Linked DNA regions of Homo sapiens: all the other regions are linked to region 1. A link is a contact called in ENCODE Hi-C data. All regions are on one chromosome and are shown on one strand. The core of a region is the stretch at or near the end of the contact, and the rest is flanking DNA. Distances in the headings are between cores, read along the strand shown. Region 1 holds the start of UFM1 (ubiquitin fold modifier 1). Region 2 holds the start of NUFIP1 (nuclear FMR1 interacting protein 1). Region 3 holds the start of PDS5B (PDS5 cohesin associated factor B). Region 4 holds the start of COG3 (component of oligomeric golgi complex 3).

The links. Hi-C counts contacts between places; a loop is a spot of excess contacts on that map. Pooled maps may share reads with other maps.
Region 2: a loop to region 1 is called in a pooled map, with 16 times the contacts of the local background. The contact joins the promoter of NUFIP1 here to the promoter of UFM1 in region 1. A Hi-C loop is called at or near these places in 5 of 50 pooled maps.
Region 3: a pooled map shows a loop between it and region 1 (15-fold over the local background). The contact joins the promoter of PDS5B here to the promoter of UFM1 in region 1. A Hi-C loop is called at or near these places in 5 of 50 pooled maps.
Region 4: a pooled map shows a loop between it and region 1 (16-fold over the local background). The contact joins the promoter of COG3 here to the promoter of UFM1 in region 1. A Hi-C loop is called at or near these places in 4 of 50 pooled maps.

Annotation. Positions count from the first base shown.
Region 1 is chr13:38,346,867-38,353,932 of GRCh38, reverse strand. It overlaps UFM1 (ubiquitin fold modifier 1), which reads right to left and starts at 4,082. Exons shown (of 6, transcript NM_016617.4): 1 at 4,012-4,082; 2 at 3,878-3,934. The coding sequence starts at 4,013. RefSeq lists silencers at 3,531-3,745, 4,443-4,552 and an enhancer at 4,123-4,332.
Region 2 is chr13:44,984,836-44,992,260 of GRCh38, reverse strand. It overlaps NUFIP1 (nuclear FMR1 interacting protein 1), which reads left to right and starts at 2,790. Exons shown (of 10, transcript NM_012345.3): 1 at 2,790-3,236. The coding sequence starts at 2,825. GPALPP1 (GPALPP motifs containing 1) reads right to left here and starts at 2,723. Exons shown (of 8, transcript NM_018559.5): 1 at 2,519-2,723. The coding sequence starts at 2,606. RefSeq lists enhancers at 1,977-2,613, 2,540-2,729, 2,920-2,989, 2,614-3,252.
Region 3 is chr13:32,580,704-32,587,972 of GRCh38, reverse strand. PDS5B (PDS5 cohesin associated factor B) reads right to left here and starts at 1,521. Exons shown (of 35, transcript NM_015032.4): 1 at 1,380-1,521. It overlaps PDS5B-DT (PDS5B divergent transcript), which reads left to right and starts at 1,528. Exons shown (of 3, transcript XR_001749808.1): 1 at 1,528-1,596; 2 at 2,051-2,169; 3 at 2,404-2,955. RefSeq lists an enhancer at 417-476 and silencers at 707-956, 1,377-1,456, 1,467-1,836.
Region 4 is chr13:45,459,549-45,466,594 of GRCh38, reverse strand. It overlaps COG3 (component of oligomeric golgi complex 3), which reads right to left and starts at 1,656. Exons shown (of 23, transcript NM_031431.4): 1 at 1,385-1,656. The coding sequence starts at 1,558.

The DNA.
Region 1 (7,066 bases), core at 2,833-5,332:
TTGTTTCTAGAGATGGATTTCAAAAAGGTGAAGCTCTCCTTGGTCTTCAGTCCACTTTACCTCCCATCTAAATATCTATGCACTTGACCCAGTAATGTTATCATTTTCATTATAAGTAGAAGGCTACTTGGGAAGCATCACTGGATCATAAAGCTTTTGATGAACCTTCTGTGTACTCTTAATAATCATGTTCAAAATTAGTAGACCAAATTAATGAAAATGCATGAAGTTCATTATGTCAAAATGCCAATAATGAAGTGATTTTTCTACCATCATTTAAAGTGGGCTAAGTAAAATGTGAAATAACATTTTGGAGAGGGATGAGTGATTTTGTTAACTGACTCATATAACGGCAAGTATTTTAAAGATCATGAATAAATATATTTTTTTTTTCTTAATGACTTAGTCCCAGGGTCAATCTGTATGAACTTTCCAATAAAAAAAATCAAAACAGAAATTTACTTTATACCTTAAGAAAACACTTTAAGACACAGTAAGAGGTTTTTAAAACTTCTTTTAAAAAATAAGATCCCTAAGGTAACATAAATTACAATGAGTGAAAACAGAAAACAATCTTTCAAAGCAGAGGAGACTTACAAGCTAACATTTCTCACTGAAACTTCTCTATTTGTCCACCATATTATTGTATTGTTCTTAAGTGTCTCAATACCAGCTACCATTATTCTCATGTATATGCCCAGGCTCCTCACTCAGTCTACAGATCTCTGACTATAAGAATCATTATAACAGGAACAGCATATGGTACCAGTTTTCAGTAATAGAAATGTGAATAGATTTCTTGGCTGCCCTCATTCCACAACTCCAAAATACTATTAAAGGATGAAAATGGGTATCATTTTTACCCTTTCTTTACTAATGTTTTTGGGGGGTGGAAAAAAATAAAAACATATAAAGGATAGCCATTTGTTTAAAAACTAACGAACTGGCAATGTCATAGTTTACAAACTAGGCAACAGTATTTTACAAAGTATTTTTGCAGTGTATATGTAGTTAAGAATCTGAGATTCATTTTCCTAAAACTCTGCATCAATTGGAGAACTTCTAAACCCTTGGAGTTCAATTCACTTTTAAATCGGAGACTTGGAAATGTCCTTACAATATACCTAGATGTCATACTGATGCTCATTAAAATAAGTTTCTATCTGTATATTAAGTTGGTGAGTGTCCACAGACAAGCCAATAAAAACAAATCAAAAATGAAAACATCTTTTAATGCAAGTTCTAACTGGCAGAAAATTAGAAAAAATGAGAGTTACAGTGACTCCACAGATCTTATCTAGATTTAAAGTTGTATTTGCCAGTCATTTCATAAAATCGGTACTTAAATTATCCCAGTGTTTTGAATAAATTTACATTAATGAGAATTTTTGAAGTAAATTACTGGCATCATTTGTTTTTTAAATAAATATATAAACAAAATAATAACATAAATTGGTAAGAATTATTATAAAGACTAAGTCCACAGGTAACTCAAGAAGGGCGAGATTAACTCTGTGGACAATTAGAAAAATCTTTGGCCAGAAGGGGTGGCTCACGCCTATAATCCCAGAACTTTGGGAGGCCGAGGTGGGCAGATCACGAGGTCAGGAGATGGAAACCATCCTGGCTAACACAGTGACACCCCGTCTCTACTAAAAATACAAAAAATTAGCTGGGCAAGGTGGCACACACCTGTGGTCCCAGCTATTTGGGAGGCTGAGGAAGGAGAAGAACTGGGAAGGCGGGCGTTGCAGTGAGCCAAGATCGTGCCACTGCACTCCAACCTGGGCAACAGAGCGAGACTTTGTTTCACAAAAAAAAAAAAAAAAAGAAAGAAAGAAAAAAAAACAAACTTCATAGAGGTGAGATTTTTATTACTATAAAATATGTTGTGATCATGAGACTGCATTCTAAGCACAGAAAAGAACATGTGTAAAGGAAGCAAAGATTAAAAGGGCAAGCTTGTCAAGTACCCAAGTACTAGTTACCATGTACTTTGAAAAGAAAATATAGCACAGATACCCTTGTACACACATTTACACGTTATGTGAATTTTCCACACACACATCCTTATACACATACACACACAACTACACACGCACACATACATACTAAACAACAGTTGTACCTACTAAATTCATTCAGTCACCACATATTAACTGAACTGGTACAATGTTCCAGGCTCTTAATGTTATTGTCCTACTCTATCATTTTCTTCCTTCCTTCTCACGCTCTCTTTCGAGTACATTTGCATATTGATGAGAATAATCCAGTAGAAAGGGAAAAACCAATCATGAGGAGAGAGGGGGCACTGGACTCCATCTACTTTAACCTTGACAAGACTGAAATAGATGGGAACTATAGCTCAAGTGGTTTTTCATAGGAGTGAAGTCATTTTTTCCATTCTAACAGGATGGGAAATTAACGGATTTATCCATGTAGTGGTAGGTTTACATTGGTGTAAAGATGATAGAATTTCCCTCTGATGGCTTGATAGCAAGGGAGACAGCAGCTGTGGAAAGTTTGAAATTTTTAAACAATCTTTTCTGAGAATAAGGAGGAAAATGAGCAAACTTGAAGAATGTATTAAGTACTAGGTACTATTAATTGTAGTCATGAATTTAATGTAAACCCTCCAGTCTGTTATTTTCTCCAGGGGCAGTCAGCTATGTACAGATAATACAAACAGCTGGTTTCAGAGTTGGTGTTTCACTAACCAAAATATGCTGAGAGGAGAGACAGGGCCACCAGAGTTGAGGGTGTTTGCATGAGAATGATTTAAAGGTGGACCAATGGACTCTTAACTATATAAGGAGTAAGGTAAGGAATAGAAGTGGGGATAGCTACAGATAAAAAATCACTGTGATTAATGGATTAAATGAAACGTTGTAGATGAGAAATTATAGTAAATCATGTAGGAGAGAATGTATTTATCCATAAGAGTGCCTGTAAACGACATCTCAGAGATGGAGCAATTATTGGAATCTTAAGGTTCTAGGCTGCAACCATGAACACCTGAGATAAAGTGTAACAGGGATATTTTGGAGATGAAAAGATCAAGGGAGGAAAAGGCTGAGAGGTTGTACGGATCATGGATTGGTAAATCATTGAAATTTATCAGTCAGCTAGGTAGGCCAAGGTACTAATTAATTATGCAAAAAATTCTATTGTAATCCTGTTCTTTGCTACATTTCATGCTACTTCCAACTGCAATAACCTCAAGAGTGTTTACTTAAAATCTATCACTCAACTGCGAAGGATAAGTAAAGGCCCCACATGGATAAACTATCCCCTATCTGCATTTCCCATTCCTACCAAATACTCTATTAAATCCCAGCATAGGAAGGGTGTGATCTGAGTCTCATTACTTTGTGATGCCCGACTGCTGAGTTACTCATACACAACGAAACTCAGAAGCCGCGGAATAACAAATGTTCAAGTAATTTCAAAGTCTTGACTATCAAGATGGAATGTCTTCCTTAACTTCCTCAACCAGCTGGCCAAAGCGGTGAAACGCTTTTCTAATATCCAGCAGATGGGGACTGTTTAAGAATCCCAACAAATTACCAGAACCTGGTCCACCTGTCCTCCCGCGCCACCTGCCCACCAAATGAATTCCGAGGGGAGGTCACTAATCAGAAACACACCCACACCCTCGTGACGGGGCCAAGCTGCCAAGCTGACACTTAGCGAGCAAGTACGGACCTCTCCTCGCAGGCTCCGGTGGGAAAGGCTCCTGGAAGGGCGCGAGCCAGGAAAGTAGATGAAGTGAAGAGATGAAGACTGCGTGGGGTAGTTGTTGGAAAAGCTCGGATCATCCCCAACCCAGCCCCGTCTTGTCCGGCCCCAAAAGGCCCATCTCGGCCGAGCTACTCACACTTTGTACGGCAGCCGTGGGTCCGACGTCAGCGTGATCTTAAAGGAAACCTTCGACCTGAGGAAAAGAGCGGGAGAGAGTCAGGGTCGGGCAGCTGGACCAGGAATTATGGCAGTCGGTAAGCAAACACTTACATGGTGGTGCCGGAATGAATCCAGAACACACGACAACTCCGCGGGGGTAGCACGACTTCCTCTAGTGTGCTGGGGACCGCCCCGCTCCACTCACGTCCACGTCTCCCTCTGCAATCTGGGGACCTCCGAAGTTGTTGCTATCCAACGCACTGCCTGAAAATTGGCCCTAAGAGCTCATGCTAGATGGCGCTTTTAAATTACAAATATCTTGTGCTTTTGCGTTTATATATCTAAGAAAAAAGTATGGATTATATTTATAAGATATCTTTCTAACTTTGGTAATTTGCTACCATATTTTTAGTCAGGCAGAATAAGCGTGGGCATAGAGCGTAGGACCCTAGGTTCCAGTTGGCAGGTTGGGGCGGAAGTAAGGGTATGGGGTAGTCGGATGAAGAGCGAGATGGACTTGGGGCGAAGCTCGGGGCGAGGCCGGGGGCGGGGCTGGGGCGGACGCGCTCTAAAGTTTCTAAGGCAACCTGAGCGCGGAAAAGCTTAATTGGTGCTCCAGAAGCAGGAATTGTAACACTGCTTTATCATTAGTTTTCTTCCGTCTTTCCAGCAAACCAATCCTGTTATATCCTTTACATTTCTCATAGTTTCTCCTTCACGCTTTACTTTCCGATACTGATTTATAACTATTGAATTTCGGTTAAGTAAGAGAGCTATCAAGTACGAATTATCTATGCCAAGACTCCCGCTGGGGTGGGTGAGAAAAAATGAGGTTTCTACGTTTGGGGAACGTGGCGTCTAGTTGGGAAGACACATCTATGAACAGGAGATTTCAGTAATTTGTTATATGGTCTAATTAAACCAGTGCGCTGAGTTGCTAATCACTGACCACATTTATTCAATTTAACAACCAACTTTGAACCCTTTCTATTTGCCCGGCGCTAAGCTAAACTCTGGGGAATCCAAGATGAGTAAGGCAGGTAGGCGTCAACTCTCTAGGATCTAACATCCTGTGTAGTGATGACGGAAGAAAATTGTCCTCTAAACTTTATTACAGATCTAAACCTCTGTGTTTGGAAAATATGCGTCTGTCTCACAATGACTGAAATGCCCTTTTAAAACATTAGCATGAATAGACAAAGGAGGAAGCAGGTAGGCATTAAAATAATGGGGCAATCTAGTTGATCTTTAGAATATGCATCAGATTCTTAAGGAGAGATACTTAAGAGAGGAACCAGGAAGGAACTGTAGTAGGGATAATGGAGATCAAATTCATCTTTACAATAATTTTGCAGCCAACTGATCTTCTATGGTGACATTTCCCAGTGGAGAGAGTTCTGGTTCTGAGTAGGCAAGTAAGACTCCAACATTCTCATGACAGCCATCCTCACTTTTTAAAATAATGGTCTTACCATATATGTAGATGAAGCCAAATATTGATTGACAGATACAGGGATCAACAGTTACAGCCTTAATAGCTGAAACTATTCAATTAGTGGGTGTGACTAAAACTTGTGAGAATAGTAATAAGGATAAAACTGTGATTGTGTCTACCTATTGTCAGCTAGCCAAATAATAATGAAAGAGATGAGTGTACATATTTACAGTCTATAAGACTACATATAATATATTTTGAAACAAAATTTGCATCCTGCTATTTATAGTTTGGTTTCTGCTCATGAATCAAAACGTGGCAAAATCCTAAAGAGAAAAATGGATATTAATCAGAGAGCTTTTATTGTATGTATAAAAAGTGGTGAAAACAGAATTCAGTCCCACAGTGTGACTTTAGTACTCAGATTCTGCTGCTTCAGAAAATACATTTGTATAATATATCAAAATAACATCTCTTGAGATATTAAAAAGCAGCTGTTTCTAAATATTTAGAATTCTTTTTCACCTCAGTCCCCAACTCTGCTTCTCATGTTTGTCTCCTCAGAGTCACAGCATGATTTCTGCAGCCTCCTGAGTTTTATTTTGCTTAGGACAAGAAAGAAATTATAAATGGATTTATTTATAATCAATTTTTTTAACTTTGTGAAGGGATTTGCAATTGGAAAATTTTATAGCAAAACAAGGACCTTCTCTTTTACTGAAAAGTTAAAATGTTGAAGTACGTTTAATGGCTGTAATCAGAAGCAAACTCTGGAGCAAATTTTTGGAGATAATTGGCAATGGAACATTTTAAGACAACAAATAGCATAAATGGCCTAATGTGTTTTGGAAAAGATCCAATTAGTATCATGTAGAGGCAGAAATGACTGTAGAAGTGCACAGTGTGACCATGTTAGACCTCATTAAATGTCAATGAAGCATACCAATATTCTATTTGCAAATGCATATAAATTTCCCATTATTAGAAGAAAGCCAGAAGGAAATTAAATTTACATAAGGACTAAAAAGATTTGCTTCCATAGTCATAGAAATTCTTCTGACTAGTTATTTTTATAGCCAACTTTATTTTTTATATTCCTCTGGATGCCAAAAAAAATTCTTTCATTTTCACCATAATTTGATTGTATTTACGATTATGACTAGAACCATCTGATAGTCAAATTATGTAATCTTGAAACATCTGCACCTGAATAAATCTTAAGGTGTTCTATTCCAAATACTTTATATTACAGGGAACAAATTATAGACTGATCAATTAATAATTGACTGGTATTTTAATAGTACTTTAATTTGTTCATTTTTTTCTATTGCCTTTTCTCCCCTCAAAATCCACTAAAAGGCATTGATATAATTGAAGCAATGATAATAATGACTCAAAATTCATTAAGATTTATTTTTGGCTGGTATTAACCACTTTGTACAAATCAATGACAAAATATAGACTTTAAACTTTGATGCCTTGGCTATAAGTCATAATTTAGTGACAAGAAGCCTTATACAAAGAGGAGAGAGTGGATTTGGTTACAGAAGTACTTGGGAATATGTAAATGCTGTGTTATTTTTCAAGGTAAGGACTAGAAGGTTAGAGAATATTTACATTCCTTTGAGTCAAAAAGAACAATGAAACCCAGGTGAGATCGGAGCCTAGCAAGTCCAGGCAAGCCCTTACAGAAGACTATAGCTCTAAATGTGCTACATTTGATTGTTACAG
Region 2 (7,425 bases), core at 1,541-4,040, 6.6 Mb before region 1:
ATGAAAAGGTGGTCAATTTCATTTGTCACCAGGGAAATACAAATTAAAACTACCATGAGATATTGCTACAAACCACCGGATTTAAAAGAAAAAAACTAAATATTAGAATGTGGAACAACTAGAATTCTCATACACGCTGAGAACTTTGGTGACTTTGGAAGCTGGGAGTATCTACCATAAGACATATACTACAATGCATAGCAGCACATTTTATAACAGCCTCCAAATGGAAATTACTCAAATGTTCATCCAACGTAAAATGGATAAATTGCAGAACATTCATCTAATGGATGACTATATAGCAATGTAAAGAAACAACCTATAATAATTCTGTTTGTTTAAAGACCAGATTATGAACTTCAACAATCTATAATAATGCTAATCTACATGAATGAATCTCACAAAGTAATGTAGTACCAAGATAGGAAGCCAGTTATGAAAGAGAAAACATGCAAAACGAATCTGTGATGCTATAAATCAAGGAAGCAGTTACCCTCTGGTTGTAGGAGGGGTGGTGATGCAGGTAATAACTGGAAGATGGTCCAAGTGCAGCTTCTATGGTGTGATATAGTGGATGTGAAGGCCATTGGTACTGGCAAACTTCTTAAAAATCCAGATAGATGAAATAAAAATGATATATGAAGATTTTTTGGCAACCGTTTTAGGTTCAGCCATCTAGGCGGTTATGAAGGGAATGGAATTATAGCAGGGGAGATTATGTGTTTAAAATGACACACTACGTGTAAGATATTGTGCTTGACGAAGAGAAGTCATTCAACAAATATATACGAAGAATCTTTTTCTTTTTTTTTTTTGAGACAGAGTCTCACTCTGTCGCCAGGCTGGAGTGCAGTGGCGCGATCTCGGCTCACCGCAACCTCCGCCTCCCAGGTTCAAGCAATTCTCCTGCCTCAGCCTCCCAAGTAGCTGGGACTACAGGTACGTGCCACCATGCCTGGCTAATTTTTGTATTTTTAGTAGAGACAGGGTTTCACCATGTTGGCCAGAATGGTCTCGATCTCTCGACCTCGTGATCCGCCCGCCTCGGCCTCCCAAAGCGCTGGGTTCACAGGCGTGAGCCACCGCACCTGGCCTTATTTTATTTTTTTAAAGCTATCTCCTACAGGAAGGAAAGCATAATTTTTCACATTTACTTTTATTTATTTATTTATTGAGACAAACTCTCGTTCCGTCGCCCAGGCTGGAGCGCAGTGGCACTCTCGGCTCACTGCAACCTCCGCCTCCTGGGTTCAAGCGATTCTCCTGCCTCAGCCTCCAGAGCAGCTGGGATTACAGGCGCCCGCCACCACGCCCGGCTAATTTTTGTATTTTTAGTAGAGATGGGGTTTCAACATGTTGGCCAGGCTGGTCTTGAACTCCTGAGTTCAAGTGATCCGCCCCGTCTCAGCCTCTCAAAGTGCTGAGATTACAGGCTTGTGCCACCTCGCTCAGCTGGAAGGCATAATTTTTAAAGTGGTTATGACAGAAATTATATTGGAAAGGGGCCTGTAGTAGAAACATAGCCTCCGGGTAGACCAGGAAGAAAAATTAGATTCAGAAATGGCAGGGTTACTCTTTCAGCTTTACTCTTCTCCAACTGGGTGTCGGTGCTAGTCTACAAATGTGAATAAACATTAAAGCAGATAGGTATGCATGCCGGAATCCGAGAAGCATTCGTTTCGTATATACCAAGTGCCTGTTGCGTGTTCAGGTAGAAGACCATAGTGCAATGGTGGAGACAGATTATGTCGACAAATTATTCAAATACAGTGTACTAAATATGCAATGTAATTAGGAAAAAACCCGAGGGCAAAAAGAAAGGCATGACAATGCTTCGGGGAATCTGGAAAGGTTTTATTGGTGTGACATTTAAGTTGGGCCTTGAAGGATGGGGAGAAGTTTGTCAGTTATGTTTAGGAATGCAACCAGAGGAAGCCCAGAAGCCTAGAGCGTTAAGGAATTGCGCAGCAACTCAGACTGGATTGAGTATTGGGCTGTGTTTGTCAGATGCAATAACAGAATGAGAGGCTAGGAAGGCAGGTCGGGGGCTGGAGAGAACAGGATCTGCAAGGTTCTTGTAATCAGAAGGCAATATGGCACAGAGGTTAAGAGAACCGCTTCCTTCTAAGTCGCGCTCCATCACTTGCTAGCAGTATGATCTAGACACTGGCATGGGCTTGGGCGTACCCATTTGCAACATGGGAAAATAGTTTTTTTCTTATACGGCTTAAATGACTGAGTGGGTATCAGTCAGTTAGGGCAGCGTGCAGCTCATATTAAGGCTAAATGAGAATGTATTATCATCACGAAGCCAAACCACGCCAAAGCTCGTTTCTAGGAGGGTCCCCCAGCCTCCTCCCCCCTGCTACTGTTTGGGAAGAGAAAAGTTCTCTCGGGTCAGGCCGCGCCCACTCCCCACTCCTCCGCCCTCCTAGGCCTCCGACTTTCTTCAGCGAGCAGGGCCCGGCCAGGGAGTGGGTAGATGGGCCTGGTGGGCAGCGGAGACGCCGCCGCTTACCAGGGCTCGGGTCCCGCTCTTCGTCCTCCGCTGTTCCGCGGGCCTTGAAGCCGGGCGGCAGGGCCGGTCCGATCAGGTCTCTTGCCATCCGCGGTGGCGGACACTGGTCACAGATATGAGTCTATCCACGAACGTCAACCCTATCCAAAAAGAATCCCGCGATCAGCAGCGAAGAATGGCAGGTTTCCCGGCGCCGAGAAATGACGTAAAGCCTGTGGTTGGCTGAGCCTTGTAGTTCACGGTAAAGGAAGTGACGCCTAATGCTTGCTCCACAGTCGCGTGCTAGACTCCGGACCCGCCAGTGGTATGGCTGAGCCGACTAGTGATTTCGAGACTCCTATCGGGTGGCATGCGTCTCCCGAGCTGACTCCCACGTTAGGGCCCCTGAGCGACACTGCCCCGCCGCGGGACAGCTGGATGTTCTGGGCAATGCTGCCGCCACCGCCACCACCACTTACGTCCTCGCTTCCCGCAGCCGGGTCAAAGCCTTCCTCTGAGTCGCAGCCCCCCATGGAGGCCCAGTCTCTCCCCGGGGCTCCGCCCCCCTTCGACGCCCAGATTCTTCCCGGGGCGCAACCCCCCTTCGACGCCCAGTCTCCCCTTGATTCTCAGCCTCAACCCAGCGGCCAGCCTTGGAATTTCCATGCTTCCACATCGTGGTATTGGAGACAGTCTTCTGATAGGTTTCCTCGGCATCAGAAGTCCTTCAACCCTGCAGGTAGGCTATTTTTCCACGTGAGTCGACCCCTTTACCTTTTTCCCCCGTTCTTTCCTCTCCCCTTTCTCTGCTTCCTCTCTCTACTCTGCCTTGCCTCTGCACTCTTGGAGTCTGGTCATTAGCATCTCAAAGCAAAGTGAGACCCCCGTCTCTACAAAAAAAATAAAATTAGCCAGGCATGGTGGCATGCCTGTGGTCGCAGATGCATGGGAGGCTGAGGCAGGAGGATTCCTTGAACCCAGGAAGTCGAGGCTGCTTTATCAACTAAGTTTATATAATATTGTAAATCCTTTGTTCTCAAAATATGTCTGACTAGAATGTTTTCCTGTTGACTGTTAATTCCATTTAGCAGTTATTTATTGAATTCCGACTATGTACCAGAATCTGGGTATATAGCAGTGAGCAGAACATACAAAAAATATTATGGAGCTTAATATTATCTCTCTTGTGTAGGAAGACAGACAATAAGCAAAATAAAATATTGTGCATTAGAAGGTTGAGTGGCATGGAGAGAGATAAAACAAAGAAGAATGGTAAGTAGTGCAGGATTTTCTTTTTTTCTTTTTTTTTGGAGACAGAGTGTCGCTCTGTCGCCCAGGCTGGAGTGAAGAGTAGCGCGATCTACTTCACTCCAGCCTATGCAGTCTCTGCAGAGAGGCTCACTGCAACCTCTGCCTCCCGAGTTCAAGCAATTCTCATGCCTCAAACTCCTGAGTAGCTGGGACTACAGGCCCACGCCACCACACCCGGCTAATTTTTTATATTTTTAGTAGAAAGGGGGTTGCCCCGTGTTGGACAGGCCTGTCTCTAACTCCTGAGCTCAGGCATCCGCCCGCCTCAGCCTCCCAAAGTGTTGGGATTACAGGCATGAGCCACCACGCCGGGCCAGGTAGTGCAGTTTTAAATGTCATTGTTAGTCATAAGGAAGGTGACATATGAGCGAAGACTTTAGGGAGGTGAGAGATCACAGCCATGCATACAACTGGGAGAATAGGGGTACGGGCAGAAGGAACTGCAAGTGCAAAGGTCTTGAGGCTTAGAAGCTATACATCAGAATGGGAACCAGTGTGGCTACAGAGGACTGAGTCTGGAGTATAATTGTAGAAGATGGGGGAGGAGGGTAAGACCTGGTATGTCTTTGTAGATCGTGGGACTTTGACTTTTACTGTTGTGAGGTGGGTAGTACAGCGGATTGACATGACCTGATTTACGTTTTAAGAGGATTAATGTGTCTGTTGGTGAGAACTGACTGAAAGGGAAACCGGTTAGGAAGCTATTGTAGTTACTTTTCTAAACAAGAGATATTGGAGACTTGGACCAGGGTGAAGCCCAAGGGATGGTGAGAAGTAGTTGGATTCTAGATCTGGGGATACCTTGGAGCTCTTGTGGGTTCAGTTACAGACCACTGCAGTAAAGCAAGTCACACAATTATTTTTTTTTTGGTTTTCCGTTGCATGTAAAAGTATGTTTTCCTGCAGATCCTATGGGGCAAAAAAGTTATTTTTACATTATACCATAGTCTAGTAAGTGTGCAATACCATTATGTCTTAAAAAACAACTTACATACCTTGATTAAAAAATACTTTAGGCTGAGCAGGGTAGCTCACACCTATAATCTGGGCACTTTATTTATTTTTTTTTTTAATTTGTTGAGACAGAGTCTCTGTTGCTCAGGCTGGAGTGCAATGGCGTGATCTTGGCTCATTGCAACCTCCACCTCCCAGGTTGAGGTGATTCTCCTGCCTCAGCCTCCCGAGCAGCTGGTACTACAGGTGCCCGCCACCATGCCTGGCTAATTTTTGTATTTTTAGTAGAGACAAGGTTTCACCATGTTGGCCAGGCTTATCTCGAACTCCTGACCTCAAGTGATCCATCCTCCTTGGCCTCCGAAAAGTGCTGAGATTACAAGCGTGAGCCACTGCACCCAGCCTAATCTTAGCACTTTGAGAGGCAGAGGCAAGAGGATTGCTTGAGCCCAGGAGTTTGAGACCTGCCTGGGCAACAAAGTGAGACCCCCGTCTCTACAAAAAAAATAAAATTAGCCAGGCGTGGTGGAATGCCTGTGGTCCTAGAAGCATGGGAGGCTGAGGCAGGAGGATTCCTTGAGCCCAGGAAGTCGAGGCTACTTTATCAACTAAGTTTATATAATATTATAAATCCTTTGTTGTCATTTCAACAGTGTTCACAGCATCTTCACCAGGAGTAGATTCCTTCTCAAAAAAGCACTTTCTTTCCTCATCCATAAGAAGCCACTTCTCATCCATTAAAGGTTTACCATGAGATTGCAGCAAGTCACATCTTGTGGCTCCACTTCTTTTTTTTTTTTTTTTTTTGAGATGGAGTCTTGCTCTGTTGCCCAGGCTGGAGTGCAGTGGCTCGATCTTGGCTCATTGCAAGCTCTGCCTCCCAGGTTCACGCCGTTCTCCTGCCTCAGCCTCCCTAGTAGCTGGGACTACAGGCGCCCACCACCACGCCCGGCTGATTTTTTTGTATTTTTAGTAGAGATGGGGTTTCACCATGTTAGCCAGGATGGTCTCGATCGCCTGACCTCGTGATCCACCCACCTCAGCCTCCCAAAGTGTTGGGATTATAGGCGTGAGCCACTGCGCCTGGCCCCTCCACTTCTAATTGTAGTTCTCTTGCAGTTTCTACTACATCTGAGGTGACTTCCTCCACTGAAGTCTTGAATTCCTCAAAATCGTCTATGAGGGTTGGAATTTCTTCTTTCAAACTCCTGTTAATGTTGATCTTTTGACCTCCTTCCATAAATCATGAATGTTCTTAATGGTATCTTGAATAGTGAATCAAAACCTCCTTTCTAGAAGGTTTTTAATCTACTTTGCTCAGATCCATTAGAGGAATCACTATCTATGAATCACTGTGGATTTCTTTCAAGAACTTTTCATCCAGACACGGTGGCTCACGACTGTAATCCCAGCACTTCAGGAGGGCAGAGCAGGAGGATCCCTTGAGCCCAGGAGTTTGAGGCTGCAATGAGCTATGACTGCACCTTTATATTCCAGCCTGGCTGACAGTGAGACCCTTTCTCAGTAGTTGCATTCACAACTTGGCTAGCCGTTTGGCACAAGAGGCCTGGCTTTTGGCTTGTATCAGCTTTCAACGTGTCTTCCTCACTAAGCTTAATCATTTCTGGCTTTCGATTTAAAATGAGAGACATGTGACTCTTCCTTTTGCTTGAACACTTAGAGACCATGATAGGGTTATTAATTGGCCTACTTTTGAATATTGCGTCTCAGAGGATAGGGAGGCCTGAGGAGAGGGAGAGGAGAACCACCGGTTGGTAGAGCAGTTAGAACATACACAGCATTTATAAAGTTCACCATCTTATATGGCCACGATTCATGGTGTCTCAAAACAATTACAGTAGTAGCATCAAAGATCACTGATCACAGATCAGTATAACAGACGTAATAAAAATGAAAAAGTTTGAAATATTTCGAGAATCACCAAAATGTGACACAAAGACAGCACATTGTTGTTGGAAAAATGGTGCTGATAGACCTGCTTGATGTAGGGTTGCCGCAGACCCTTAGCTTGCAAAAAGCTGTGTAAAACGAAGTGCAGTGAAATGAGATGTGCTTTTATACCTTAAAGGTGGGGACTGCATGATTTACTGAAAGATAGGATATATGGGATGCAAGATAAAGAGGAGAGAAGGATAATTTAAAGTTTTTTTGCCAAACAATTGGAAGGATGGAGTTGCTATTAACTGAGATAGGTAAGAATGTGGATGGAGCAGATTTGGAAGGAAGTCCAGGAATTAAAGTTGGAATATATTTGTGTCAGGTAGAGATATTGAATAGGCTTTTAGCTATTAGTCTACTTTCAGGGGAGATTTGTGGCTGGAGCTATAAATTTGGGTGTTGACACCATATAGATCATATTTCAAGCTACAAGAGTGTTAATTTAAAACCATTCTCCAACTTTGCAGAAAATTCAATTCTGCATTCCATAAAAAATGATGAGTTCATATCCTTTGTAGGGACATGGATGAAATTGGAAGTCATCATTCTCAGTAAACTATTGCAAGGACAGAAAACCAAACACCACATGTTCTCTCTCATAGATGGGAATTGAACAATGAGAACACATGGACACAGGAAGGAGAACATCACACTCTGGGGACTGTTGTGGGGTGGGGGGAACGGGGAGGTATAGCATTAGGAGA
Region 3 (7,269 bases), core at 272-2,771, 5.8 Mb after region 1:
CGATTTATTTACAGCTCGCCTCCTGTATGTAAACACAACTTGAGTTTTTGAAGTTCATTAGGAAGATAGTATAGGATTACCCAACTCTCTCCACACCGCAGACCAACCCTCTAAATTAAGGCTATACCCAAAGTTTTCGAAACTATTTCATCAACAGGGTAGGATCAGTCTGGGCACCACTGCCCATCCATCACCTCTTATTAAAAGTACGAGAAGCACTTTCTTCGACATAAAAAAGGGTTAACCCTCGCTGGGGGAGAGAGGCTGTTGAAGACGCGCGTGGAGTGGGTGGGTAGCTGCTCTACCAACCCTTCCCGGAGCTCGCCCCGTCCGCGGCAAGGAACGCAGCAGCCTGCAGCTCCGAAGGCGAGGGGCGGCGTTTCTGGTTTCAGTCATTCGTCCAAAATAACTGTCGAGCTACTTAAGAGTTAGCTTTCACGTCTCTACCAAAAACCAACAGCAGTAGCAGCAACAACAACAAACAAGGTTTTTCTCCGGACCGAAAACTTTTAAAGTAACATTAAAATAACAGTGTAAAAACAATAACGAGTCACAATTGCACACCATTTTCCCCGCCGTTCCTTCTGAAAGGAAAGCTAGAACCCAGTTGTGGCCTGGGAGGAGTCCCTCCACGCCAGTGCTGGGCTCTTCCTCAACTGGCTGCTCGGGGACCACTCGGGGTGGCGCGGTGAGCGCGATTTCCCTCCGGCGAGCGGCGAGGGACAGTGCAAAAATGTCACGCTCAGCCCGTCCCCTGGCCCGAAGCGGAGGCCAGGCGGCGCGCGGGGACCCGGCGGCGGGGGCGAGAGCGCCCGCGGCCCCGACCCGCGGTCCCCGCCCGCCCCTCGCCCGGAAGGGGGAGAAGCCCGCCCGCGGGAGGATTCAACAGGAGCACCGCGCCGCCCGCCTGCCGCCCGGGAAACAGCCGCCGGCCGGCCGGGGCGCGGGGGGAGGGGCGCGGCGGCGGCGACGGCGGCGGCGGGAGGGCGCGGGCGGCCGGGCGGCCCCGAGACCCCCGCCCGCGCGCAAGGTCACCGCCCGCCGCCGCCGCCGCCCCGGCCGGGATCAGAGCGGCAAGTTTAATTTTCCAGAGGCTGCGGCAGAACCCGCGGCGTGGAGGCGCGCGCCGGCCGCGGGGCCCTCCCCACCCCCACCGCGCAGCCGGCCCGCGCCCCGCGACCCCCGCCCCGGGCCACCGCCAGGCAGCCACCCGCTGCAGCCCCCGATGCCGGGAGGCGAGTCGCGCCTGGCACCCAGGCGGGCGGCGCTTCAGCCCTGCCACACACACGCACACAGCGGCAGTGGCGGCCGCTGAAAAATGGAGCGCCGCAGCCAGAGAAGAGAGACATTTTCTTTCCGTTAACTGAATTGTTTCCTACCTCCGGGTTGCCGACTCGCTACTCCGCTCACTCCGGGGCTCTCCGGGATCCGCCGCCGCCGCCGCATCCAATCGCCTTCTCCCCCCCCCTCCCCTTCCGCAGCCAGCCCTGCCGTTCCTCCTCCTCTCCGCTTCAAAATGGCGCCAAGCGCTCTTCGGCGGCTGCTCCAATCGAACCGCCGCGGACAGCACCCGGGGGCAGGCAGAGCGCGGCATGGGTGCGCAGCGCCCCCTGCCGACCAGACGGCCCCGAGCGCGTCCGCCCTCCGAGCTCCACCCCGCCCCGTCCGCGCGCGCGCACGTCCCTCCTCAGCCCCGCCCCGTCCGCGCGCACGCAACCACACGGGCACGCCGCCGCGGGGCCCGCGAGAAGGGCAGCTGTCAAGGCGTCCACTACTCTTGCGGCTTCCTAGACCTCTACCGACAAAAACCACACCGATTGTTACGTAGCCCTATCTTTTTAGATAAAGGTTGGGAGATTTTTTTAAACCCTGACATTCAGCACAGGTGTTGTGATGGGTAAACAGAATTGGTATTATTAACTACTTTGCTCCTTACTTGTTAACTCTGACCTAGTCGTCTCGGAATGCCATACAAATAGTTTTCCTACACTTTACGTGTTATGTCTTTATTAAATCTCCCCGCTTTCCTAATTTGAGGAATTGTTTATAGGTGGTAGGCTGGCGGAGACAGAGTAATTGAGCCTGTGACGAAGCATTCCATTCCTTTGGCAGAATTGTCCTTATTAGAGGAAGAAATCATCTGGAGACCACAGGGACACATTCCAGGAGGTGGGTCTCCTCCCCTCTTCACCTCTAAGGGATGCCAGTCCCTCCTGCAGCTGTAGAGTGGGTTTAGCCTGGTCACCACAGCAGATCACCTACCTTGCGGGAAGGTTTCCTCCCCAGCCGGGTCCCTGCCAGAGCTGAAGAAGGGACTTCCTCCTCTTTTTACTTTAATACCATCCCTGCTGTAAGGAAGTTTCCCCTGATATGATGTATTTGGTTACTAGAATTTTGTTCCAGGGAGAATTTGTTTCAACAATGAACAAGCAAAGTGTGAATGAATGGATTACAGTAGGATACTTATCAACTGAAACAAAAGAGAGGTAATGCTGATATATAAACTAATGCTACTGTGTTAGAAAAGGTATGTACATCGGTATTCCATCGGACCCGGGCACCTAGAGATACTGAGACCTCTTCATTTCCATTTTTGTGGGATTCGCTGGACAATTCCGCCTCAGTCTCCTCCAGTGCTTGCTAGACCAATATGTTGTGTTACTGTATTCCTGTGTCCAAGATTTTGCCACTGAATACTCCAGGTTCTACCCATTTTATACATTCCTCGATGAAGTCTACTATGAGTTTTTTCTGCCCTCTTTTTAAAATTATCTCAGGAATTTTCTTATTTTACATCGTTGTTCCATCAACATAAATCTTGTATGGGAGAGTAGGATGTCTAGATCTAGAAAAACCTTTCCTCTTTGGTTGTTTTTATTATGTTTTTTACTTTATTTTCTTCAATTCCCAAACCTCCAAAGCCAGGAAGCCAGAAAGTTTCAGAAGAAAGCCAGGATGAAAGCAAGAATTTTTTTTTCTTTTTTCTTTCTTTTTTTTTTTTTTTTTTTTGAGATGGAGTCTTGATCTGTCGCCAAGCTGGAGTGCAGTGGCGCGATCTTGGCTCGCTGCAACCTCCCTCTTGAGTTCACGCAATTCCCCTGCCTCAGCCTCCCAAGCAGCTGGGACTACAGGCACACACCACCACTCTCAGCTAATTTTTTGTAATTCTTAGTAGAGACAGAGTTTCACCATGTTGGCCAGGATGGTCTCGATCTCCTGACCTCGTGATCTGCCTGCCTCAGCCTCCCAAAGTGCTAGGATTACAGGCGTGAGCCACCATGCCCGGCTAAGAGTTTTTGTATAAATTATTCAGTGCTCTTATCCCCATTATTTGACACCTGGAAGCCTCAGTAAATATTTTGTTGGATGTATGAATTGTTTAAGAATGTCACTCTACATCTTGTATATGGCAGTGAGTCCTGAAAGGGCTGAAGGTGTCACGTCAACTTTGTGAGCAGTTTTGCCAGTTTCACCATTAACCCTCTCTCTTATAAAATGATGCCTTGAATTTCAATGAGGCCCGGAATACATATTGCCCACGTTAGGCTGCTAACACCACAGGATTAAGCCCAAGAAAAGAGTGGGCAGAAAGGAGATAGCCTTCAAAATAGCTACATTGTAAGGGTCAATGGGGCAATTACCATTAGGACAGACAGAGGAAAAACCCTAAAGCTTTAATGAGGCATAGTTTCTAACAAAAGGGCATACTTTTATATGACTGCAAGTGGCTTTACAGAAATCAGTAATATAAACCTTCATTTAAAACAATATTGTTTGGGAAAACTAAAATCTAAAGTTGATATTTGAACAAAAATAATCTTCTGTGTTTGGGATTTTTAAAAATAGCCAAGTTGCAATTCATTAGGAGCAACATAACACAACATTGTTTAAGACAGTTTAAGAGTGTGAACCATTCAAAACTCAGTTGTGAATGCTTTCTACACCAAGAAAGAGAAATTATGTGGGAATTATGTCCAAATGCTGGTTTTATACAGAAATGGTTAGGAGAATTGTCTTTGATTATGAATAACCACAAATGTAGTTCCCACCTCTACTAATTTTACTTTGTCACTATAACAAATCATCACAAAGTTGGTGGCTTAAAAGAGCACAAACTTATTGTCTTACTGGAGTGCAGAAGTTTGACAGGTATCTCGCTGGGCTAAAATCAAGGTGTTGTCAGGGCTGTGTGTCTTTCTGGAGGCTCCAAAGGAGAATCCCTTTTCTTACTATTTCCTTCTTCCAGAGGCTGCCCAGATCCCTTGGTTCATATCCTCCTTCCTCCATCCGCAAAGCCAGCTCCATGGCGTCTCTCTGACCTGCTTTTGTCACCGCAGCTCTTCCTCTGACTCCCTCATCCACTTTTAATACTCTTGTGATTATATTGGGCCCACTTGGATAATCTCTAATTTAAGGTCCATTGATTAGTGACCTTTATTCCCCTTTGCCATGTAACATAACATATTCAAAGGTTTGGGGATTACGACATGGATATTGTAAGGGGACCATTATTCAGTCTGCCACATCACTCATATTTGAGTTACCTGGGCTTTTTTTAATAGAGTCCAAATTTGAGGTTAAAGAGGTTAGCAAGTTGAAAGACATCAGGAATGCACACAATTAACCTGGACAGTCCTAAATATACCCCTATGGCCCCTACTGCATTTTGAGTACAGCCTTGCTGCACTACAGCATGGTTTCCAAAATATGGTGAAATGTTTATCATATTATACATAGTAGAGCACACTGGGCAGCTAATTAGTAAATGATAAGACTGGGCCCTACCTAGACAAACATTACCGGTTCAGCATAATTCAAGGTATGTCCCAAAGGCTAGTCAAGACAAAAATATGATCCCTGTTAGCCTGCAACAGTGCTGAAATTCCCACTAGACTAATTTATTGGGTTAAGGCATTGGATTCTCAGAAAACATGTTGGAATGTGGTTGTGTTACTTGAAAAAGTTAGGCAGGGCTCGGTGGCTCACGCCTGTAATCCAGCACTTTGGGAGGCCAAGGCAGGTGGATCACGAGGTCAGGAGTTCAGGACCAGCCTGGCCAAGATGGCGAAACCCCGTCTCTACTAAAAATACAAAAATTAGCCAGGTGTGGTGGCAGGTGCCTGTAATCCCAGCTACTTGGGAGCCTGAGGCAGAGAATTGCTTGAACCCGGTAGGGGGAGGTTGCAGTGAGCGGAGATCGCACCACTGCACTCCAGCCTAGACAACCGAGCGAGACTCCATCTCAAAAAAAAAAAAAAAAAAAACACTAACCCATTCATATCCATTAGGAGAAACTAAGCCCAACAGAAATTAGCTTTGTGATATTTTAGGCATTAGGCAAACTGGTGAGGCATTTTGATAAACTCCAAGCCCCTGAAGTTGATCCTTCATTCATGACATCACTACTGCTGAAAGATGGTATACGGGCTCTTTTCCTTCACCCTCATCCAAGACTCAGCCCCTGGTGCCTCAAATTTCTCCCTCCACAATTAATCCCCTGCATGAGGCACTGTGCCCATCCTGTGATCCTCTTTACAATGCAAATATTCCTGAAAGGATGCCACATTCATCTACAGTCCCAGGGCAGCTGTTCTTAACTCGAGTGGAGTGGAAGAATACCAAAATCATCTGGGAAATTTCTGTAAACTAGATCTTCAGAAACTATATTGGAATATGTTTGATACATCTAACTTTTTTAAAGAGTTCCAAAGATAGATGTCAGAAATTTTTACACAAAATATCGTAGCTTGCATTATCATCCAAAGAGAGATTTGGGTTTAAGAAAGCATTTATCATCAGTTCAACTTCTGGAAATAATAAAGAGATATAGAACCAAGAGCAATTTCACTTGAAAAGTAAGGAGAATGACAAAGGAGAATTTAGACTGCTGCTTTGAATATTTGTGCAAAGGCGTATAAATTCCTTCAATATAATATGTTTCACATATATTCACATGCAATCACTAATCAATGTTATTTACTTTTGCGCTATTTGAAAAATCTACAGGCCGGGCATGGTGACTCATTCCTGCAATCCCAGCACTTTGGGAGGCTGAGGTGGACAGATAGCTTGAGCCCAGGAGTTTGAGACAAGCCTGGGCAACATAGCAAGACCTCCCTCTATAAAAAATAAATAGTTAGCTGGGCATGGTGGCATGCACCTGTAGTTCCAGCTACTCGGGAGGCTGAGGAGAGAGGATCACTTGAGATGAGGAGAGGTTCCAGTAAGCAGTGATCGTACCATGGCACTCCAGCCTGGGCAACAGAACAAGATTCTGTCTCAAAAAAAATTTTTTTTTAATTTAAAAATCAGCATTCCAGTGTAAGATGGCCAAAAACTCCAAAACAATTTTTCAGTTTCACGTTTCTGTTCTAGGCAAGCAGCCTGTTTTTGAGCATAGGGTAGTAGCTCACTCTATATGGAACCAAGTTTGTATCACCTCTTATTCCAAGTAAATTGACTCCTAATACTTACTCTTCATGGATACGTAGGAAGCATACTTTGCTCTAACACAGGAATTCTATTTCTTCTGGCTGTCTCATTTAGTTAAAACTTGATATTTAAAATTAGCTTTATTCAGCAGCCAGCAGATGGAGCTATTGAAAAATGTTGACATCTCCATTCTTTTTTATGAAATAAAACTGGTTTAGAGATACACTTTAATTTTTTGCTGTGTAAATAATCTGCCCATTATAGAGAAATCTGGAACTGCAGTTAAGATTAAAAAGAAAAAAAGATCACTCATAATTATGCCACCAGAAAAATTTACTTATAATGCTTTGATATGTATCAGTCCAGAACATATTATATTCATATATTTAGATTTAGATTTGTTTTACAAAACATAATGTTTTATAATATAAAATTTGCTCCTAAAGGCATAGAAATCTCCAAGGATAATATTAAAATACTTGCAACTGTACAGGACAGGCAAGGACCAATGACAACAGATACTGGCTGTAGCTTGAATAGGACCACATATGCTGCCTGCTGTGTGAAGCATTAACTCTTCAATTAATGGATGATGGGCAAGGTCTTGGGGGCAGCAGGGAAGGGTTTGGGTGCCCAAGGAGGAAGGGGTAGGTTCAGGGAACCAACTGTATAGCAACCTTATAGAAGTGTTTCATTATTTTTAACATCCAATACAGCCACAATAATAAATACCAGGTGAACTATCAGCTCTAGAAATCTCTGGAAGAATATACAAGTTTACACAAAGGTAGAGGACTTCTAGATGGGAATCTAGGTGACTTGGGAACAAAGGTGAGA
Region 4 (7,046 bases), core at 407-2,906, 7.1 Mb before region 1:
AAAAGAGTTTGATAGCTGAGCCAAAGAAATTTCCACCTGCGCCTTCATTGATTTCAGATCCACTTCCGGTACCATATCCTAGAGGTGGAAAAAGAAACCCAAGAAAGAACGCCTATTTGATGGCTGAGCATACAACAGTGAATGTGAAGAGAACGTTTAAATCAAATCTCTAAAGTTGGAGGACAGAAAAAGTTGAAGACTCTAAACTCAATCTGCATTTGGACACAATTCCAAATCGTATAAAAAGAATGCTTCAGGCCAGGCACGGTGGCTCACGACTGTAATCCCAGCATTTTCGGAGGCCGAGGCGGGCAGATCACTTGAGGTCAGGAGTTCGAGAACAGCCTGGACAACAGGGCGAAACCCCATCTCTACTAAAAATACAAAAAATTAGCCGGGTGTAGTGGCAGGCACCTGTGATCCCAGCTACTCGGGAGGCTGAGACAGGAGAATCGCTTGAACCCGGGAGGTGGAGGTTGCAGTGAGCCGAGGTCACGCCACTGCACTCCAGCCTGGGCGACAGAGCGAGAGAAAAGAATGCTTCCAACATCAAAAGTAACCATCACCACTGCTTATATAAAATAATCCTCCTAAACCTGGCCCTCAAAACTGGAAAACGTTTGTCAAACATCTGACAATTCATGTTACTTCCTGCTATTACAACTAATTGAATTGAATCACACAAGAAGCAGTAGTGCATAATATCCTAATGGTAAGTGGATTAAACACATTGACTCTAACACCGAAAACCAGCACTGCTTAATAATGTACTGAGCCAACTTTCAAATAAAATTCATTTTTATTGCTTTGCAATAGGTGAAATAAATCTGATCTCCCATAACTTGCACTTGATTGAGAGCTCATAGTTCAATGTGCGATAAATGAAACTCACTCAGGACCAAGTTTTGGTCTCCCCAAGACCCCCATGGACAAAGCAACCTAGGTGAATCATTAAGGCGGTAAACGAGCACGCGCTGGAGACTGTCCTGCAGCACAGCACCTCGGGTTGACTGCCTCTCCTTCTGGGAGAGAGTGGGCAGCAGGATTACGCCTCGGCTGACAGGACGCCTCGTCTGGGGCAAAACGTTCGGTGCAAGGCTCCGGGCCAACCGTCCCATGCTGCTGGGGGAGGACTGGGTTCCGGCGAGCACCAGCTGCAGGACACCCCCACAGCCGTCCCCAGGCAGAATTAGAGTCGGGGTCGCAGGCAGAGCGAAGCCTGACAGCCTGGGAGATGAGGCCCCTCCCACCGGATCCGCCACCATGGCCAGGGAGGAGTGGAGAGATATCCTGGGCAGAGGCTAGTGAGGCCGGGGTCCTGCCGGGGCGCCCGAGGAGAATCCCAGCCCCATCGCCCCGGCCCGGTTCCTGCCCATCACCTCACCTCAGCTGGCACCGGCAAGTTCTCTGCCGCCGCCTTCAGCTCCAATACCGAGTCCGTCTGCCTGTCGGTCAGCGGCGCCGTCGTGTCCGGTCTCCGATCCCAGAGAGCCAGCTTTTCCCTAGCGTCCCGCTCCGCCGCCGCCTCAGGCAGCAGCAACAGCGCCGCCTCCGCCATCGCCGCCGCCCTCGCGGCCTTCAGCAGCAGCGAGATGGAGGGGACCCCGACAGAGAGACCTGGGCCACTTCCGGGAGAACCGGAGCTTCCAACACTGCACCGGCGGCGGGGCGGGACGGAATGCCCTGACCCCGGAAACGGTTCCGCAGTGTGGGGGGCGGGACCGAGGCCAGTACCGACGTGGCTTTAAATGGGTACGACTATTTCCGGTTGAAACGTAGAAGGTGGAGAAGACAGGACCCAATGGAAATAGAAATGCCCCTACCGGAAGTCTTTTCCTCAACATCAATAACTTTATTGTTACGTGTTGTACAGATTATTGACAACTGCGCTAAATCACCCTGCCGGCAGGAGACTTGGATCTACACCTCTCTGCTTACAGCTGGGTAGTCTGGGTAGAATGTGTGGAGTGTATGATTTCCATGTTGGCATGTTGACAATTTATGCCTCTTGGATCAAAACCAAAAGCATAAACTTTTCCAACATCCAGTAATTCCCCTACTAGAAAACTAATTTACGGAAACACATAAAAAATTCAAAGATGTGTGTATCTCAGACATCATTAATGGTATCAAATAACTGGAGACAACCTAAATGTCCAACATTGAAGAACTGGATCAAGAATTTGTGGCACAGACCAGGCGCGGGGGCTCAGGCCTGTAATCTCAGCACTTTGGGAGACCGAGGTGGGCGTATCACCTGAGGTCAGGAGTTTGAGACCAGACTGGCCAACATGGTTGAACCCCGTCTCTACTAAAAGCACAAAAATTAGCCAGGCGTGGTGGCACATGCCAGTAATCAGCCTGAGAGGCTGAGGCAGGAGAATCTCCTGAACCTGGAAGGTGGACGTTGCAGTGAGCAGAGATCTTGCCACTGCATTCCGGCCTGGGCATCAAGTGAGACTGTCTCAAAATGTATAATAATAATAATTTGTGGTACAGACATGTAATTCTACTCTACCATTTAAATCATATTGTAGATTTGAGCAACAAAATAAATAATGATAGTATTGGATCATAATTTACAGAATAAAATAAATACCCATGAGTCCATACTGCTATAAATAAACGATTGAATAAATAAATGGTGGAGAACAGACAATCTTCTACAAGTTATGGAGGCCTCTTCCTGCTCCTCCCTGGAGTCAAGGCAGGTGGAAACAGCTTCGTAGCAATTTTGACCATTGTCTGGGTAAAGTCTGAAGGCTTTATTCAGGCTTTATAGCACAAATCAGTGCCTGGCTATGTTCCCAAATGAAGGCTCTGATCTTTTAAGAGCAGAATTTGAGACCGGGCGCAGTGGCTCACACCTGTAATCCCAGCACTCTGGGAAGCCGAGGTGGGCGGATTACCTGAGGTCGGGAGTTCGAGACCAGCCTGATCAACATGGAGAAATCCCGTCTCTACTAAAAATACAAAAAAACTTAGCTGCGCGTGGAGGTGCATGCCTGTAATCCCAGCTACTCGGGAGGCTGAGGCAGGAGAATCGCTTGAACCCAGGAGGCGGAGGTTGCTGTGAGCCAACGTTGCACCATTGCACTCCAGCCTGGGCAACAAGAGCTAAACTCTGTCTCAAAAAAAAAAAGAATAGAATTTGAAGTTGGAAGAGAATTTTAAAATCATATAATCAAGCCCTTTCTGTCTACAGAGGAGCAAACTACAACCCGTAGAGGTGAAGCAAGCAGCCTAACATCCTGCAATCAGGTGGTTAACATCAGCGTCACCACTGGAACTTAGATATCCTGACTGTGTCTGACACCCTTTATATACCACAGCTTCTCCAAGTTGCCTGCTGTACAAAGCCCTTAAAAAATCTGCAGATCCCCAATGTTGATGTAAATAATTGTATTATATTGCTTAAGTATGAACAAAAATAAGACTTGACATAAGCTTTGGATGTTTATACCAAAATAGACATGCAAGTTACATGCCAACAGAAATATAACTAACATATAACGGTATATAACCAATAACATTCACATTAACAACTCAAGTGAGATGTGGGATATTATTTTGCTGGAAAACGAAATTGCTTCTGGCAACACGAAGACAGTCCTGACTACTGCTATACAGCTGCTTGGGAGTTCATCACACTTCTGTTATACCAGCAGCATGCTGTGTTCCCCACCATTTGAACTACTGGGAACACTTGACTCAGGGTAAATCCCTAATACCATTTTTCCTTTATCTGGCTTGTATATATCATTTGCATATTAAAACAACCCTGCTGTTTTTAGTAGCTTTATTAAAAATATTCTATATGCACAAACAAGGAGGGTGGAAGCTGAAATCATGTGGTAATCCTAAACTATAAAACTGTCATGTTGGTGATCCAGAATATGCATGAATATAGTTTTAAGAGTTGAAATGAGGCTGGGTGTGGTTGCTCACGCCTGTAATCCCAGCACTTTGGAAGGCTGAGGCGGGCGGATCATGGGGTCAGGAGATCGAGACCATCCTGGCTAACATGGTAAAACCCAGTCTCTACTAAAAATACCAAAAATTAGCCGGGCGTGGTGGCAGGCACCTGTAGTCCCAGCTACTCGGGAGGCTGAGGAAGGAGAATGGCATGAACCCGGGAGGCGGATCTTGCAGTGAGCTGAGATTGTGCCACTATACTCCAGGCTGGGCAACAGAGCGAGACTCTGTCTCAAAAAAAAAAAAAAGAGTTGAAATGAAAACAAATATTTTAAAAATGTAATCACAAGCTCTAGTTTGAGAAAGACTGCACCACATCCTACTGTCTACTGCCCTAATAAAGACATAGACCATGGTTAAACTTTCCTATTACCTACTACAAGTGTCTGCAATTCCACATTTCTTTGCTTCCTAGGGTTTTTCACCCAGTAATATCTTAGAATAGGCCCCTGGAAATGGAAAAATGCCTAAGGGACAAGGGGCAGAGGTGCTCTAGATTGAGGAAGGGGAGAGATAGGGAAGGAGACGGCGGTAAGGATCCAAAGACCTCCTTATAGTGAGGGCTTCATAGCCTCGCCATGGTCAGCCCTCCTCAATGACTCAAACCTGGACACTGCAAAGGACCCCCGCTAATAATGTGGCATTGCAAGAATAGCTCATGTGTTGATTTCCAAAGCACCTCTCATCTGCTGCTCACTTTCACTCAGGTAGGTAGTTGGTGGATATTATTTTTTGCCCTATTTAATGAATGATAAAAACAAACTTCAGGGAGGTTTGTGAGCTGCTCAGGATAACAGTTAGTAAAGGGCAGACCTGTCATTGGAACCAGGACACTGGGCAGGACCTTCTCTTTTCCCTCTGTGCTAACACAAATGAAAGTGAGCAACATGAACCCATTCGTACATTTGAACCCATTCGTACTTTTTTGTCACAGGACATTTTAGCAAGCATGAGTTCCAAGGATGAGCATTACAGGCTGGCAGAACTGCTTCCCAGCATTCTATGGTACTTCAAGGTTGTACTAGTGCCAAAACACTAAACATGGCGTAAAAGAGGAAGAACGTTAGAACACACAGACTTCTCAGATCATTTTCCATTTTACTTCACTGCTTATAAAACAGCAAAGTTACAAAATGGAATAGTTCAAATCATTCTTATACACAGCTGCATGTGTACAATTGCCTCGTGAATTTTCAGAGCACGTTCTTGTGGAATTGATGGATTTCTTTATGTATACTCTCCAGCCTATTATCAGAAGAACCACTTCCCTTGCTATAGGTTTCTATAGCTTCATCAAGGGTCTGAAGATCTGTTTTCCTTTTCAAATTATTTCCTTTCTTACTCACTTTATCAATTTCTCATTTACACATCAGTGACTATAAATCACTGTAAACCTTGACAATTTATTTAAATAGTAGCTAAGGCTTTATTTCATAATAACAGAAGAATTAGACAAATAGTACCACAGCTTAGAATTCAGAATCAATATTTAGAATCAAGGCATGTTTTGAAGAAAGACATAATTACCTTCCAAAATTTCAACCTCAAAAAGCTATGAACTGCCTCTTTGCTAATAATAAAATTAAAACACATGCAATAAAGTCATGTGTAAATGTTGGTAAAAACATTTTTGGAAATATCTATCACTAGCCTTGAAATGCTCACTTTTTTTTTACTTCCTTTTCTAGGGCTTTTTCATAAATTGATAATCTCTTAATTTTTTTTAAAAAAGCTTTATCTACAAAGATGTTCACAGCAGGATATTAAAAAACATTTAGAAACAATTTAAGTATAGAATTATGGTAAATTTGCTTGATGGCTTACTAGACAGTCATTTTAATTACATTTAAATTTTACTTGTATTTTGTTTTTCAAATGTTTTAATGAGTATGTGTTATTTATAATGATACGCATATATCATAATTATGCCTATATGTTCGTTGTGTGGGTGCATGTGTGTGTGTGCTTATTGTACAGCATTAGAGATCTAGTAACATTATAGATTACCCATTCATTCATTCACTCATCCTCTTATCAAACATTAATTGTGTGTTGGGTTCTGTATTAGTCCATTTTCATATTGCTGATAAAGACATACCTGAGAGCCAGGCACAGTGCTTATGCCTGTAATCCCAGCACTTTGGGAGGCCAAGGCAGGTGGATCATTTGAGGTCAGGAGTTCAAGACCAGCCTGGCCAAGATGGTGAAACCCCATCTCCACTAAAAATGTAAAAATAAGCCAGGTGGTAGTGGCACACACCTGTAATCCCAGCTACTCGGGAGGCTGAGGCGGGAGAATCACTTGAGCCTGGGAGGTGGAGGTTGTGGTGAGCCAAGATGGCGCCACTGCACTCCAGTCTGGGTGACAGAGTGAGACCTTGAATCAAAAAAAAAAAAAAAAAAAAAAAAAAAGACATACCCGAGACTGGGCAATTTACAAAAGAAAGAGGTTTATTAGACTTATGGTTCCACCTGGCTGGGGAGGCCTCATAATCATGGCATAAGGCAAGGAGGAGCAAGTCACATCTTACATGGATGGCAGCAGGCAAAGAGAGAGCTTGTGCAGAGAAACTCCCGTTTTTTAAAACCATCAAATCTCATGAGACCCAATCACTATCATAAGAACAGCATGAGAAAGACCCACCCCCATGATTCAATTACCCCCCACCAGGTTCCTCCATAACATGTGGGAATTGTGGAAGTTGCAATTCAAGATGAGATTTGGATGGGGACACAGCCAAACCATATTACATTGTGTGCTGATCTGAGTATTCAATACTAAATCAGAACATTTCCTGTATTCAAGGAGCTTACAGTCTGGTAAAGTAGACAGACAAACACTGGCGAGTGCAATACAATATAAAATGTAGTATCTGTGAATAAGCATAAGATGATTACAGGAAGCAAGGAAGAAAAGCATCTAATCCATACTTGGATGATGAGGGTAGGTTTTCTGGAGAGACCTTTAACAGTGCTTGGCATACAGTAGATACTCAATAAATATATTTTGAATGAATTGGGATCTGAATAGCAATAAGACAGAGAAGGAGAAACTTTTTCAAGTGAGAGGG